Regions from separate parts of the Mus musculus genome. Here region 2 is linked to region 1. The links are chromatin loops, found by intact Hi-C in ENCODE. Cell type or tissue: left cerebral cortex. All regions are shown on one strand. Links, peaks and the distances in the headings refer to the core of each region. The heading gives the core; the rest is flanking DNA.

Region 1 (8,330 bases), core at 147-8,146:
CGCAGGACTAGAAGAGTCAGAAAGTCAGAAGTACATCCATTTACTTCAATAAAGGCTGAAGCTATGAGGGTGGTGCATAGCTGAGCTAGAACCACAGCCCATCTAGCTGCTTTTGGTCTCCCCAGCACAGGAGTGTTCCTCATTCCCAGATGTATCACCTTCCTCTCATTCCAGATGGACACCCCTGATCCTAATGTCAGTTCAAATCTGATCATTGCTGACTGACACATTACCTCTCTACAGATTTCCATGATGCTGTGAGCCCCAAGGCAGAGCCTGACTGCAGAGCTGGGATGCAGATGATGCTCTCAACTGTTTAGAGCCCATTCCAGCACATGGCAGCCACTGTCTCTGTGTAAAGCAACTGTATCTACAGTGTGGATGTGTGTGTGTGTGTGTGTGTGTGTGTGTGTGTGTGTGTATGTGTGTGTATGTATGTGTGTGGTCTGACTACTGTGGTCAGAAGGCTCACTAGGTTATACCGTGCTCGGAAGCTCCATTGTGGCCAGCTGGTATGGGTGTGTTGTCATACATGGCCAATAGTTAGACGTTTGGACATTTGTGTCAGGGAGAGGCCTGTTGACATTCTGGTTCCTGTTTCCCAGCTCTGACACTTGAACAAGTAAGTGTCTGAAAACTCATTTTATTCCTCTATCAAATTGAGATAATACTGGTCTTTTTATGGCTCTTCTGATGGCTGAATGTGTTTAAACGCAGAGACTGTGTCCTTGAGAGGTGAGGAGTGTTAGTAGGGCCTTTCTCTTGAGGCCCTGCCCATCTGGCCTGCCCTGGCTGCCATCACTGACCTCCTTGGTGGATATGGTCCTAGCTCTATTAGGTTTCAGGGATGGAACACTTCCAGAAAGTAGCAGAGCACAGTAGGAAGGAGACACAATGTGGACAGAGGCATGTCTCCAGGTACATACAGCCTTAGAGACAGCCAGCTGGTGTGGCATAAACAGAGGAAGATATGGGCACTGAAAACTGAGTTGAGTTCAGATCTGTAACACCCACCCACCCACCTTCTCTGGGCCACTGGTGATGGTTCTTGTTGGTGCTGCTGTTTTGTTCTTTAATTTTTGTGAACCAGATGCGTGAAATGACTTCTAGCTGCTCTGCAGTGTAACGTGGAAATGAATCAGACTCTCACCACAAAGAGCACTCACAGAAACGGAATTCTGGCCGCTTGATTCTGCTCTTCTGCCTTTCCAGGTCTATTAGAAGGCCACAGTGAGCTCTGGAGATGCTCTGCTTCAACCGTTCTCAACTTGCACCTCAGGCTGGACCCCTGCATCTGCCACGCCAAGTTCCTCTCCCATAGTCCCACTTGGACTTCTAGAAGTTCTGGCAACTAGATCAAAGCCAAGAGAGTTCTCGAGTCCCCCTTCTTTCTCATGACCTGCCCCTCTGCCATTTTCTGTCCACTTTCGGTGGCATTGGATAGTATGCCTGATTCTTCCTTCTCAAATACCTTTCATCCAAATCACAACGCTATTGGCTCTACCTGCTCACACATCCTACTCACATCTCAGACCTGCAGCTGTCACATGAGCCATCACACGTGTCCAGGAGACATGTCTCCCTTGGAGCAGTGCTCCTACAGATGAGTTCATGGGTTATGCTGGAGCCCCAGACTGTCCTATTTCTACTCCTCCTCCTTCTACCAGCAGCCTTTACTTTGCATCAACAGCCAGGGAGGACACACTAGCACATCTGATTGTATTCACTGCAGCCCCCCAATGTGTGCACTTGCAGCCCTGGTTTGCCCTACCAGGCTCTGCCACAACCACCTCTATGGTTTCCCTTCCTCTCAGCACAGGTGACCTCCTTTTTGCTTCTTCAGCACAGCCAGCCACCCTGGCCACAAGCCTTGGTTTCACACTTGATTAGCTAGCTGCTCTACTGATAAAAGCTGTGCCTGAGAGGTCCTCACACCAGCCAGCCTGAGGTGTTCCTGGGGATGGCTCATCTCCATTGTCAACTCTGGCCTCAAACCACCTGCAGTCTTCCATCTCCTCATAGGCTGGGATGTCCTGACAGCCCCTGTCAAGGTTCTGTGTTTTGTCATTTCTGTTTGCTATTTAGAGAGACACCTGGCCTGAAGCTGTGGGCTGAGAAGAGTGCAATGTGGAGAGTCCGAGTTGACGCTGCCCAGTCTCTGCAGGGAAAGCCACCCTGAGCCAGGTCTCTCAAAATGACCCCTGTCAGCTCTATCAGATGCATCAAGAGAGCTGCTGCTCTCTTCCTTCTCTGCCAGGGTCCCAAAGGAGCACAAGGCTGCTGACCCTTGTCTTTAGTCACCCTTGAATTGTCTCTAGGCAAAATGTGGGGTGGTGGGATGGCTCTGTCCAGGAGCGGCCTCCCCAGACTCAGCTCCCAGCCCTGCCAGAGAAGGGTTTATCACACTTAAGGGGTGACTTAAGCTCTGAGCCTCTGTTCCTGGTCTGTAAAATGGGGGTCATTGTGGTCAACTCCCTCACACAAGTACAAGTATATTCGAACCCACAAGAAGCTCAGGATGGGGCCTGGCTCCCAGGACACAGGCATAACCATTAGCTATTGATGTTATCCAATTCACAGCCATAGAGGGAGTAGGTTTTGCTACCAATTCTGTCCGTCTGTGTCTATAGTCGTCTGCAGATTCATGTCTATTTTCTCATATGCAAATGAGATACTCACAGCAACCTGGCAGGTCGATGCTCAGTGAATGGTAAGATGCTTGGCTCTAAGAGAGGCTTAATAGAAGCTAGTCCTGTCCCTTCTATTCCCCACTCCCCTCTGAAGCTTGTTTCTGCACTCACAGCACTCCTCTCTCTGCTGTCACACTGAATAAATGAATACGTTAAGTCAGTGCACGCAGATACTTTAAGAATCCAGGCTGGTACATTTCCCAGGTTTCTCCGCCATCCATCACGAAACATTAACAAGAGCACTTAGAGAAAGGCATCAAGGATAGAACTAAGCTCCTCCTCAGCTTGGTAGCTCTTGTGCCAAGTGTCACATGCTATTAAGGACAAGGGCAGGAGAGGCTGAGCTGAGAGGGGAGTCGCTAAGAGTGGCGGTGGGGTGGAGGAAGGATGGTGCCTGAGAGGCTGTGAAGGGCTGGAGCTTGCTGCTGGATAGCCCTCAGCCTTCCCTGGAAGCTTTCACAAACAGAAAAGCAATGTTCTGTAGACTGAAGAGAGACAGCAACACCCCAAATGCTCAATGGCTGAGCAAATTGTAGCCTGTGCAGATTACCCAGCATGTCGCAGCCTGGAGGGAGAGAGGAGTGAATTTCCATGTGCTGCCATGGAAGGCACCTGGTGAAAAGGAGAATGCTGGCTACAGTCCGGCTCTCTTTGTGCTGGGAAGTTCTATGGCTGTACATGAACACAGACACACATGGATGTAAGAGCAGGACTACAAACAGCAACGGGCACTGGGGGTAGGGGGCGGGGGGGGGGGGTGGGACTGGGCAAGGAAAGCAGCCCAGAGCAGTCACTTGGTGGGGGTAGGTGCTGAAACTCTGCTTCCCCCTTTTGGTTACATACAGGTCTCTGCTAGTGATTGTTTTGCACATGCATTGCTTTGGAAGATGAGGGGAAATGAAACAAAGTAAGAAAGGAGAAATTAATTCTGCAAGGGGCCTGTGATTGGGCCAAAGATCCCTCCAAGCCCTCTGGCAGCACTCCAGAGCCTGTTGAAGATGCTGAAGGAAGGCTTCCATTAGCTGGGGGGAGCAGAAGGGCACACAGACAGTATATCTGGCAATTGGCTTCTCTTAATAGGCTAACATGTTAGATTCAGCTCATGCATTGATTTAGTGGGTAAGATCCTTCTCTGTCCCAGGATGCTTTCACCACCCAGACTGCAGCTTTGCCTCTTCACTCAGGCACCTAGGACCCTTCCTCACAAGACCTATCCAAGTAGAGCTCCATCATTCTGAGATTGGAAAAAGGCATGTTTGGTTTTGTTTCATGACACACCCTGCCAGAAACGGTGTTTAGAAACAGATGGCATCTGCCAGGACTCCCATCTGCTCTGTCCTTCCAGGAAGGATGAAAATAGATGATGGGTTCATCTTCCCAGCTTCTGTTTCCAGAAGGATCCTCTATGGTCTTTTCAATCACTCAGGTTACCAATAAGATCCTTGTCCTGGGCGTTCATCTTGGTTGCAGTCACCGTTTGACATACTTTACCTAAGTACGTCTTTACAATGAAAGTTCAAAGCCAATGCAAGATGTTTCTTTGGTAGATGTGGACACCAAGGCCTGATAGGCAGAGGGTAAAGGGTGGGGGAAGCACTCTTAAATTCTAGGAAAAAAAAAGCCTCACCCCCAATGGTCCAAGGCCACTCTCTCCAGCAGATGCTCACTATAAACATGGCACACAGCCTTGCCAGGAGTATTGGCATCCTTGTCACCTGTACCCCAGGGATGTGCATTCGAACCTCTTTCCCCTTAGGGGCCTGGTAAACTAACAATACCTGAGTTTAGCTACCACTTAATCTACCTCCACACAGCCTGCCCCCCCCCCCGAGAAAACCCATCTGCCCTGGAGAATAGCCATGAAGGACATCTTCCAGAAAAGCTCCCCAGGGTTACAGTGGGTCCACACAATGTGCCTGCTCAGTAGAATGGAGTGGAATAGATGTTTATTTCAGGAGCCCCGAGACTTGGACTTAGACAATGATGCTTCGGCCCCTTGTGACCTGAGCAGGCAGATCTCCCTCTTTAGGATAACTGCACTAAGCACTGATTTACACAGAATAAAATGCACCATTGGAAGTGTTTCTAAAAATGTGTGGCTTCTGTCGCTGCTGCTGCTGCAATCCGGATATAGGTGTTCCCGTTACCCCAAAGGCTCTCTGAGCTTTCATTCCTAGAGCTTAAATTTCCCTTTTATAGAATTTTGCACAGATGGAATTATTCTACATTCAGATTTTCTCCTTGGCTTCTATCTCCCAGTATAATGTCTTTAAGATTCATTTATGTTACTCATGTGCCTGCCTGCAGGTTGGTCCTATTCATGGCTAGATAGTATTTCACAGTTGAATGTGTAACAATGAGTATATTCACTTTTTAATTGTTGGGCACTTGGCTTATTTCCAGTTTGGGCCTATAGCAATTGAACCTGCTATAATCACGGGTGAACAAGTCTTTGTGTAACTGCCTGTGCTGGTATTGTTTACCTAAGTCCTTAGTTTGGAAAGGTTCAGTCATATGGAGGTCTGTTTCCTTGCTGAAGGCATCCATGGTAAGATACCACAGTTGAGAGCTTTGGAGCCCAGAATTCTAGAACCAGAAGCACCAAGCTCCTTCCAGGACCTCTCCAGGAGGACTCTCCTCTCCTTTTCCAGCTTCCTGCAGTCCCTGTCCCAGCCCTCAACCTGGGCAGCACATCTTTATGTCTGCTGTGTGGAAGAGACCCTGGGAGATTCATGTCTCTCCAACCACCAAAGAACCCAGTGAACTGCCCAGACACATGTCCCTGGGCCCAGTGCTGATATAGGACATGTCTGAGGCAGGACAGTCTACAAAGTATTCAGGCTGTATTCTCTCCAGGACCCACGAAGCAGCTGTGATCTATAGCTTCTGCTGAGAAAATCCTCCCACTGTGGCTGATTTCATGCTCCTGTGTGCCTGCATAGAGGAGTACATTGAAAAGAATTATGCATAGCAAACCAATATGTGCTATTTCATCTGCATGCCTAGCCTGGGCCGTAGCAGAGCCGAACGACTCCAGTGGTGCAGGCAGCAACAACATCGCTGAGAGTGATGAGTCTGGGGGATTTACAACCTTCATTTTTTAATGTAAAAGCATCTACTTGTCAGGCAATAAAATTTAAATTTTAATAATAACTGTCTTTAAAAAGTAGCCCACAGGATTCTTGGAAAGTGAGCAGTCAGCTTTTGCACTGGAGTATAAGCCCAGCTCTAGTATCTACATGCCACACCACATCAGCCACAGTGCCTAACAGAGAGGCCCCATGAACACTCACAGGGAAACTCACCAGCCACCTGAATCTCAGGGTTGTCATTCTATATAAGGAAAAGACAACCACTATCTCACTGAGGGGCAGTCAAATGTTGAAGTCCTAGCACCATGTCTGGCCCTTAGTAGTTGATCTGTGAGCATTCCCAAACTTCTGGATCAGACATTGGAAAAGAGAGGGATGGAAGCCATATGAGAGACCCTCATCTCAACCTTTCAATAGTAGGAAGGGTAGGTCAGATGGTTGGACTCTCTCCACCCATTCTGTGTGTGTCAGTGGCTAGGCTCCCCACCAAGAATTGATTGGCTGCCGACAAGTCCAGGTTCAGAGCAGAAAGATGCAGGTACAAGCCTGTTCCTTGCTCCAATCCCTTGTTGCAGAAACTAGCCAAGCGACTGGGCCTCCCTTAGACAGATGAGACCGATGCTGTCTGCCTCATGGGGTTATAAGGATGGGGGTGATGCTGATGTTAGCAAAGAGGGGCCCAGGTTCCAGCTGTCCAGCAGGGGTTGATTTTGTCCTGCAGTTAGGGGTTTAGACTTGCTGGCTTGGGAGGATGGAAGAGGTGGAACCATACAGGAAGCAAAGGGGAGATTTAACCCCGGGTATGATCTGAAGCCCCCTCCACAGTTTGCCTTGGTGACAACAGTAAGAACATCAGCTTCTCTATGTCTACTGGGAACCCATCTTCCTATGGAATACAACGTGCAGGTTTGTGTGTGCTTAGCCCTGCTCTTAGCAGGACTGTGTCTTCTGCATGCCCCTGGCAACAGAGCAATGGGACTCTCAGCACACTGACCACGGCAGGACAGCAGCCAGCACAGCTAAATGCACAGCCCCAAAGGATAAGTGCCAGTGCCATTCAGCCTCTATTTGGTGCAGAAGGAGCTGGCATATCTGAGAATCGCTGCCACCTCTCTGTAGCAGTCTACAAGTTGGGGTGGGGATTTCTTTCTGCAGTGTCTGAGGACAGATGAGCCACAAAACAAGTCAGAACTGAGTTCAAGTCCTGGTTCCACCATATTCAAGAGTGTGACTTTTTTTTTTTTTTTAAGTTACTCCACATCTCTGGATGCAATTAAAAGCACGTGCTTGGAACACGGCTGCTGTTTGAGAATTTGAGCTGATCTCTCGCAAGCCTCTCAAGCTACTGTCCTCAACTTGGAAACATTCTCAGACACAACCCGTCCTGGGAAGCCCCTCCCCCCAGGCTCTGCCCTCTAATTCTGCCGAACCTAAGGTCCCTTCTGGCAGTGTGGGGGACACGGCACCCAGGACTGTAGAGATTCAGGTCAGACAGGCATCACCTCTCTCCATTGCTTGCCATGTGTGGTTGCCCAAAGCCCATCTGCGTAAAATTTCCAAAGCAGGGAAGCCAGCCAGCTGGGTCTCTGTGGCCTGTGACAAAGGGGCCTGTTGTAATGATAAGAATATTTGTATCAAAGATAGACTTCCCATCGCACATCTCCAGTTTTTCTCATAGCCCCTCAAGGTCAGTTGCAGACCATCAGAACACAAGCCATGTCTGATTCCGGTGACCCCCAGAGATGCTGGGTGTGCATTTTCTGGCCTCTCTCAGTAGGCATTAGCATTTCTGCTGACAGGGCTGAAGGCTCAAGCCTGGGCCTCTTACTTAACCTAATTTACAACACCGTGGGATAACCATCCAGGTGGGTTCAGGTCTAAAGACAAGCTTGGGGTCAGGTGCTGTCCCTAGCACAATGCCATATCACTGTCCTGGCAGCCAGTAGGACTGTCAATGACACCATGGTACATAGAAAAACCTATCTAAGTCCGCTGTCCCAGCCTCAGTGGATCATTGGAGTCAGATTTGGGTTTTCTATTTATGTCCTGTTGTTTATAAGCTGTGTGACCCTGCAAACCACATGACCTCTTTGTGCTTCCATTTCCTTAGCTGCAATAGCTCTTTCTATACCCAATAAGAGTTGTAGTCATGATCACACGAGACATGCTTCTGAGTCCAGTAGCAAGTGACTGACACACACATAGTAAAGGCTCAGTAAATGTTAGTTCCTCTTCTTACACCATCAGCCATTGATATTCCTTGTCATACTCTATTGATAATTAGTTACCAGACTAGGAGAGTCTATTCTATTCTTACAGCCTTGAACTCCTACCAGAGTTGGATGGCTAACCTTGATTGTCAGCCTGACTGGATTGAGCGATACCTAGGAGATTAGTAAAGTAAACGGTGGGTGTGTCTATGAGGGCACTTCCAGGGATAATTGACATGTGCGACAGCGACTGAAGGGGAAGGACCTTCCCTGAAAGTAGAAAGCACTGTCTGATAAGCTGGGAGCTTGGATAGAACTGAAGGGAGGAAGGGAGAAGG
Region 2 (8,330 bases), core at 100-8,099, 76 kb before region 1:
GCCGACTTATCTTCGCCCTTCTGATCAGCTACTTTGGATCCGTTTTGGCTTCAGAAATCGGATGAGAATTAGCTAATAATAGGTCTCATTCACAGTGCTGATCGATATGCCAATCAGGCTTCTCACTAAGAGCTTCCCATGCATGGTTGTACTGAACCCTCTACAGTGTCATAGGGTTATTTTTTAGACAAGGAAATGACTCACCGCACAAGGGTCCTCTAAGGAACAAGATGGTTCTCAAACCTCGTTTTTTTTCACTCCAGAGCCTGTAACTCCCATCACTAGCTCTCACCACTCTCCACTATGGTTCACAGCTTGGGTAGCATCCTCTCTGTCAGGAAGAGGCTAACACCTGACTTTCTCACCACATTGAATAAGTCATGAATATATCCTGATAGTAAAGTACAGGCTGGAGACAAGCAGCATCGAGACTAACGTTTGAAAGAGGCCAGTGGGCAGGAAGACACTAGAATCTCTTTTCTACCTGGACTCCATACAATGAAGATAACGTGCTCAGAAAAAGCCCGTGATCCACAAATGTGAGAGAGGTGGGTGCTACATAAGTGACCTATGCGTGGTCAGGGGGCCATGTGGGCCAGCTTTTGAACATATACGTCTCCCTCAGTTCAATACTCATGTGTCCTTGGTCCGACTCACTGCCCCAGACACAAGAGCCAGGGGGACTTCATTGATGCCCCAGGACTCACCTCTGCACCTACAGCAATGTGACCTTTTCTTTCTGTGTAATGTACTCTAGCACTGGACCTAGTACCCAGAGGTGTTTAATATTTAATACCCATCCTCCCTGTCTCTCTGTCTCTGTCTATGTCTCTCTCTCTCCATCCTTCCCTCGCCTTGGTCTCCCCCTCTCTGTCTCTCTTCCTTCTTGCTCCCTCCCTCATCCTCCCTTTCTTCCGTGTTCTCTTTGGTCCTTAAAGCCAGATTTTCACATACCTTCCTTGAAGCTTGCTTTCTTTCCCTTCCCTGAATCTGGAATGCACCCCGTATTTTTAACTCTGACCCAGAGACGCGGAATCTGTCCCTTTCAGACACTTTCTCTATGTCTACTTACTCTAGGTATCAGCCAGTGCTCCAAAAAGCTCCAGGACATGCCCTGTGCTACTGCCCTGGCTCCAAGGTCAAGTGGTCCAAAAGGCCAAGAGGGTGGCCTTTCCTGCCTGCTTCTGTAGCTTCTTCATAGGATGGTGAGCTTGGCCACCAAAATGGGCTAAGCATACTGATGTTTGGCAAGAATCTTTATATAGATAGTGACTCCCTCAAAAGCATTTACCAGGTGCCTTATCCACCCTGGGGTAGGGATTCTCTTCCCTAAAGAAGAGTCTAACAAATGAAATATGTTTCCCATGACACCTGAGGTAGCTGTGGTCAGCATCTGTAATGGAACAGCTAGGTGGAATGGTGATAGCCTATGTTAGGGTTTAGACCAGAGTCCGAATCCGCTCTGCCTTTTATGAGGTGGTAGACACTCGACAAGCTCAGCCCTCGTGCAGCACAGCCTGAGCACTCCTGCCTAGGGGCTTGGGATGGGTTTTAAAGGCCCACAAGTGTTTCCTAATTACTTGTGTTTTGACTCCAGATGGCTGGGAAAGGCAGGCTGACAAAATGACTGTGAGTGTAGACTCCTGGCCCGAAATCGAGCTTTGTACAAATTAGCTCCGGGGGGCTCAAGTCCATCACACCCAGGAAGTCTCAGTTATTCCTGTCATAAAGTGGATCTAATCTTGGCTGTCATTTCCCCATCCGCTTATTCCAAGATTATCAAGTCAGTCCACACCAGGCATCCCACAAAGACAGTACTAAGCTTATAGAGATTTAATTCTAAGTCAGTTAATGGTTCTGCTTAGCACATGCCCAGTACAGTTGCCGCTACCTCAGGAGTCTCAGGATTGATGCATGATACTCCCTGAGATGAGCCAACTCTCCAGATCTGGGGTCACCAGATCACAGGTTGCAGTCTGTGGCACACGCAGGTGAGGAGTGTACTCAAGGCTCAGCCTTCGGCATGATCAGAGCCAAGGCCCAGGGGCTGCCACAGAGGTTCCCTTATCCATAGCCTGTGCTCAGACCGAGTCCCACAGCCTAACAGGAGGCGGCCTAGAAACATCACAACTCTTTGCTTTGCTTGGCAGGAAGCTATTTTAGGCCTAGCACGGGAGGATGCTGCATGCATTAACATGATCACGGCTTCTCTGATTACAGCAAGTGGCTTTTATTTTTAAAACTGTTTCATGGTGAGAAGACGTGCCCAGTGCGTGCCCAGAGCTGGTGGGTATGGAGGAGGGCCCAGTCGGGGTAGCATTCTACGTGTGGACACCAGCTTGGGACTGCCACTGCTCTCTGTGAACCCTCTGCTCTCCGTGCCTCCATGGACCTTCAACTTTATAAGGAGGCTCTCTTATGTCAGAAGGTGGGAGCTGGTGGCCTCCCTGGTGCTGGGGGTCAGGCTGGCCCTGGCTGCTCTGTGTTGAGCAGATGGCAGCATGTGGCACCCAGGTGGGTATTCTGTCTCCTTCCTCTCACCAATGCCAGCCTCCAACCACCGTTGGTTCCTCTATCTCTGCAGGTTATTTTTACCACAGGGCAGAAAAAAAAAAGTGATGCTATTTCTTCATGTTCTCCCCTGAAACCATTGCACCAGCTCCCTGAGAAAAACCTCTTGACAGATGGCTCTAGTCTTTGGTGCTCAGAGAAGCAACAATGATCCTGAGCTGCAGGCAAGCTACCTAAATGCAGGGTGAGTGGCGTCAACCCCTTTCTTCAGAAAGGCTTGGAGGTTGGGAGTTCAAGTCTCGACTCCAGCGAGCTATGTCACATTAAGGAAGTGACTCGGTCTCACCGAGTTCCACTTCTTCCCACCTAAGATGAAGTCAAGGGTGGGCACTTTTTGTGAGATCACTGCAAGATTGGTTACTCTAGAGCAGTGGTTCTCAACCTATGGGTCGTGACCCCTTGTGGGGTTACATATCAGATATCCCACACATCAGATATTTACATTACAATTCACAACAGTAGTGAAATTACAGTTATGAAATAGCGATGAAAATAATTGCATGGTTTGGGGGAGGGGGGCAGTCACCATAACAGGAGAAGCTGTGTTAAAGAGTCACAGGATTAGGAAAGTTGAGAACCACTGCTATAGAGCCTGGCACAATGTAGGCATAGCTCTTTACTGCCTGATGCAGTTGTCTGGGGAACGGAGTTCTACAAAGCACACTGGAAGATGACAACCAGAGAACTGCTCCTACAGCCCACCTGACCCCACCTCCTGCCACCCATGTCTCCCCTAAGAACTTTGAGTAGGAGCCCAGGAAAAGCTCAGAGCCAGGCTGCAATCAGCCATGCTGTGCTCGAAGGCCCCAGAGTAGCCCCAAACTCACAGAGAAGCCAAACACCAACTGTGGTGTACATTTAGTGAGCACCTACTATGTGCCAGGTCCTAGGTACAGCATGCTTCAAACCTCGAATTTCCTCCTCCAAACATCACAGGGAAGGTGCTGTTATCCCACTTTAGAAGTAAGAAGATTGCAGATCAGGAAATAAAGGACTATCTGAGGTTCCTGTGACTCTGAGGCCGGGACCCAACTCTGGCTTGGCAAGACGTAGAATTGTGCTCAATAACAACAGACTGCTGAGGCAGGGTGCCAGGACTGAGGGCTGCTCTCCCTCCCCCAACATAGCCTTCTGTGGTACATCTGGCCAGGACAGTGAATTCTAGACATGACTGGCGTAAGTGGGGGGGGGGGGGTGAATCTCTCCCGCTCTTGCCCGTGCCCTTCGGGTTGCCCACACTGTACCTTCATTAGCCAAACATGTGAGCCCTCAAGGGAAGGGCACCTTCATCTGTGGTTGGCAAAGATGCCAGGAAGCTGCACATTTGGCTGAGCATAAATAAGAGAAGGGATCAGGGCATAGGAGTGTTTGGGGACAGGAGACCCTAATGAAAGGGACCAGTAGGTAAGGTCCTTTTTATGTCCCCCACACTTCAGCCATCTCCGGAGACTGGAACCAAGTGATCGCCGTCGTGCTGAGGGACATGCCTGAAGTTGGTTTGCTCTCTTTTTCCTTTCAAACAGCTCACTCCTACTTTACCTGTGGAGGCTCGTCTTTGCTGGGTCCACATAGTCGCTGTTCCCATCACTGAGCTAGGAGCCTGAGCCACAACCATACTCATTTGGAGTCATCACAGCTCTTCAGGTGCCTCCAGTCTCTTCTTACCAAGTCCAGTCCCCACCCACCTTTCTCCCAGAACTCTTCATTGAGGCCCCAGGGACAGCACTCACTTGCAGCCCCACATGGCCCATCAAGTGCCCTGCTTCTAACCATTCCAACCCCATCTGTGACTCAAGTCCACTTGCCTCAAGGTCCATCCCTACTCTGGACCATTCTCACCCCATGTGCTTCTGCTTCTCTGTCTGTAAAATGTGGAGCTTATAAGAACATTTTCCTTGTAAGACTGTTGCAAACACTAGACAGCGGCCAGACGTGGACTCAGTGATGATCAGCCGCCATCCCATCTTCCCTGCCCCAGCGCCACCTTACCCCATCTCCATGGCCACTATCATGTCTCCACAGCTCCATGCCACCCCACCACCCTCCTGTTTCCAGAAGCACCAGCATCTCCAAGCCACCAGCAGCACCCAGGCCAGACCTTAGTCTCCACCCTTGCCAACCGGGCTCCTCTCCTCTGCTCAGGATCCCACCCCAGGTCTCTGTTTTGTGGGTCTGAGACCAGGCAGGCTGTCTGGCTTGCAAGGTCATCATTATTCTTCACCCTGCCTCACCTCCTCACTGCGGGATGACCAGCATCAGACTCTTCTCATCTCTGGGACCCCGCTTTCCTTTCTGGTGTGTGAGGTCTCAAACCTGGGACATACAGCTGATATGCCTGATGACGGATCAAAGTGGACTCTAGCCACCAGGTTCTCCCAGCACCCCTTGGTCCCTATGTGTTACAGGGTCCTCCTGGCTGGCATACCCTACGCCCTACCCTGATCTCTATCCCACGGACTAGGTTACCTCTTCCCTCAGCTCCTTTGGCCTCTGTATAACTCAGCCATTTAGGCTGCACTACTCACTTGGCCAGTCTCTTGGCCTAGTCCACCCACCTTGGTCGGTGGCTCCTCTCTTGTTCTCCCTCTCCTCTCTTTTCACCTGGCCCAGATCATAGCCGTGTTCACTCTTAACCCTTCCATATGTCTCTGGTTTTGATTTCCTTCATATCTACAATAAACCTCCTCCTCAACCATTGCTAGTAGTCATGAGTTCGTTTTTATTTTTTTATTTTTTCATTCAGTCCGTCCTTTAAGAAAAGAAGTGAAAGGAGCAGATCTTCCCCATCTTACCAATAGGCACTAGGTATCTTTTGGTCCAATGCAGAAAGTGGAGTACTTCCTGTGCTCGGCTACAACCTCAAAGGCAGGCCCATGTCTGCTTCTAGTTGGTGTCCCTTAAAGCATGCAGACCTTGGCACATGGCAGACAGCATGGCAGGGGCTCTGGGCTAATAAACGTACACTCCAAACCAGTGCTACAGTTTAAAGCTACAAGAGCCAGCTCAAAACCACCCAACCTTTGCCTCACGCCACTCTTCTGAAAGGTGAGAACCATGGCAAGCCCTCAGCCCAGGGCAAGCAAGCTTCCCTGCACACTTTCAACCATCGAGGCTGCTGTTGGGAATCAGCATAGCCCCCAGCGGAGGGCAAGCATCCACCTGCATCAGAAGGCTGCAGGGGCTTGAGGCTGGCTTTCTCTAGATAGTTCTTCCCTAACCTCTCCCCATAAACCTTGCTCATCGCAAAGCTGCCTTTGTGTTCAAGACAAAAACAAAAACAAAACAAACAAAAACAAAAACCAGCAAATCTCTGCAGACTTCTGTAAACACAAGGTTGAAGAGGGTGATTAAAACCTCCAACTTTTAACCAGCAAGGGCAGAATGGCTGGTACTTGGGAAATCAGATTGTCAGCGTATGTACCCTTTACCCTGACCCAAGGAAGCAACAGGTAGGCATGCCAAGATATCCATAACGCTCAAGTCTCTGGGCCCAAATATGACTGGGTCCAGGTAGCCTTTAGAGAGGTGTCCAGGTAAAAGATAGAAGCAGTGTCTCCCACAAGCTAGGAGAGCCAAGGACCCCTGAGACGTCAAGGAGTCTCCCTTTCAGCTATGCCTGCGTGGGCTGGTCAGTCCGCCGTCTGGACTTTATTTTCTACCTGATCATTAACTCACAAAGGTGTCATAGAACCCAAGACCTTCTTTATCAGTGTCTGCTTCCTGAGCATCTGACACATGCCGGACTCCATGCTAAGCCCTTCAGACGTGTGGTCTCTTCTCAGTTCCCAATCACGCCTACAAGGCTGGATTTCACCAAGGCGGAAACTGAGGCAGCAAGATACTCAAGTCTTTATTTGAGGTTACACAGTAAAATCGGCTTTCAAGCAGGCCTGGCGAATCTCAAGCATAAGTCCTTAATGAAAGGCATGATCAAATTATAAAATATGATTTATAAAACCCCTACTTTTATTATACTGACCAGAGAGAGGTGAATGCTATGAGTGGCCACCATGGTAGAGGTTAACTAGAGGCAGAGAGTCAGCCCACGGCTAGTGTGAAGGGCATGGGGCAGGGATGGGGTTCAAGCATTCAAGGCCTTAGACTTTCCTCTCTCCCATCAGCCCACCCCTAACACACTCTACCTAGACTCATACAGCTGGTAACTTGTGCCCACACCTGTCACTGTTCTTGGAGCTTCATGCTGGACCCTGTAGATAAGGAAAGTTGTTCCCACTTTATACAAGAAGAAAACCAAGACTAAGAGACAGTCTTGATTAGGGACATGTGACTAGTCTGCTCAGGGACAGGGCTTAGGGTTATAAGTCGGATGCCCTGATTCTAAAACCTTTAGTCAGGGTAGAGGGGAGCCCCTGAAAACACCCTTCACATCCCCTCCCTTGCAGGCTTATGCCTTTGTCAAAGTGTGGCAGCTTGCACATGCGCTTACTCATGTGTTAAGGCCTTAGGGACAGGGACCATGAAACTCGCCAGGATGTGGCCACAGCGAAGCACTCAGAAATCATCATGGCTAGAACCACAGCCGATGCCCCTTCTCACAGTGGACCTGGGATGATGTCGCTATGGGGAGGTGACAAGGTTGCTGCCTGTCACCTCCCCACAGTAACTGTCCACTAAGCCAGCCTCTGGCCACTTCATTCCTGGGAAACAGGTCAGAGAGTGGCCCCAAGAGACTTCTTCCTATTTCCATCCTTCCCTGTGGCAGCATCTGTCACGACACCCTCGGCATAGCTGACGGAGTTCACAGGTAAGAATGAGGGTGTCCCGGGCAATCTGAATATCTGACAAACAAACAGGCTTCAGTGTAAGTGAGCCCCACGGACCACCTGATAAACCAGGATCTCTATCCAGGCTTGCCATGTATCCATACCTGCTGCCTATGTAAGCATACGTTTAAAAATTATTTCATTTTATTTCAAATTTGCCCAGGTGCTTTGTACATCACCTGACCACCATACCTGTGAGTGTTCCAAGTTCTGTTTTTGTGTTTTTGAGGAAGGGGTAGATGCTATTTTCTCCATAGGGCTGGAAAGGCTATCCCCCCCAAGGACCGAGGGGGCACAGGAAGAGGCTAGCCACAGGTCCTGGTGGCTATTGTGCAGGACATAGCCCAGGAAGGGGGTCAGAATGCAGCAGAGAGGGGGAGTGTGTCACTACAGCCGGTGGTGTACTGGGTTGACAATGCCTCCCTGGCACAGGGAAGAACTCAAGATGCCCCAGCTGCTCGCCATTAAGCAGAGCTGGCATTTTAGAGCACGTCAGAGGCGCTGGCTTCCTGCCCTGGAAGTCAGCGTCTGGCCTCTGAGCCAGCATTGCCTGCCGGACTCAGGCCCTCTCACCTCTGTGGGCCAGGGCTTCCAACGGGCCCATTGTCATCCTGCCTGGGTACCTCAATGGAGCCATTCAGGAGCCTTGAAACAAGCCCCTCTGGAGGGCACTTCCTCCTCCTGCTCTAGCATGCCCTTGGCCAGAGCCCTCTCCTGTGTGGGTGTGGGGTCTGGCTGTGGTGACAGCAGCTGGCAGCCAGTGCAACGTTACTGAAGGGTGGATTGTTGACAGGGGGCACAGATATACCCCACGAGTCCTGGGATTCCAGGCACACTGCCCACACTGTGCCCCCACCCGACTCAGGGCAGCTGTGAATGGGGACGCAAGGTTCCTATTACAGTCACCGTGGACTGTGAGTCACAGGAGATGGGTAGAGAAGAGTGAGAGATGAGCCTTAGTCAGATCTTAGCTGT

What was found. Peaks named below come from ENCODE experiments on the same cell type or tissue, not always from the same donor. Only the 100,000 strongest peaks of a DNase experiment are listed, where the experiment ranks them.
Region 2: a loop joins it to region 1, with 4 times the contacts of the local background. A loop is called at or near these places in 2 of 42 quality-filtered maps.

The regions. Positions count from the first base shown.
Region 1 is chr7:49,186,082-49,194,411 of GRCm38, reverse strand. It overlaps a transcript of Nav2 not described here. Among named protein-coding and RNA genes, the nearest start is that of 9130015G15Rik, 28 kb to the right of the region's middle. In left cerebral cortex, for the core only: no CTCF peak of the experiment used is centred there; DNase peaks (open chromatin) are centred at 3,155, 4,012, 4,843, 5,523 and 1 more place; H3K27ac peaks cover 3,532 bases.
Region 2 is chr7:49,261,980-49,270,309 of GRCm38, reverse strand. The region is part of intron 1 of Nav2 (neuron navigator 2); the gene reads right to left. Among named protein-coding and RNA genes, the nearest start is that of Nav2, 20 kb to the right of the region's middle. In left cerebral cortex, for the core only: no CTCF peak of the experiment used is centred there; DNase peaks (open chromatin) are centred at 2,196, 2,564, 3,654, 7,909 and 1 more place; H3K4me3 peaks cover 310 bases; H3K27ac peaks cover 6,532 bases.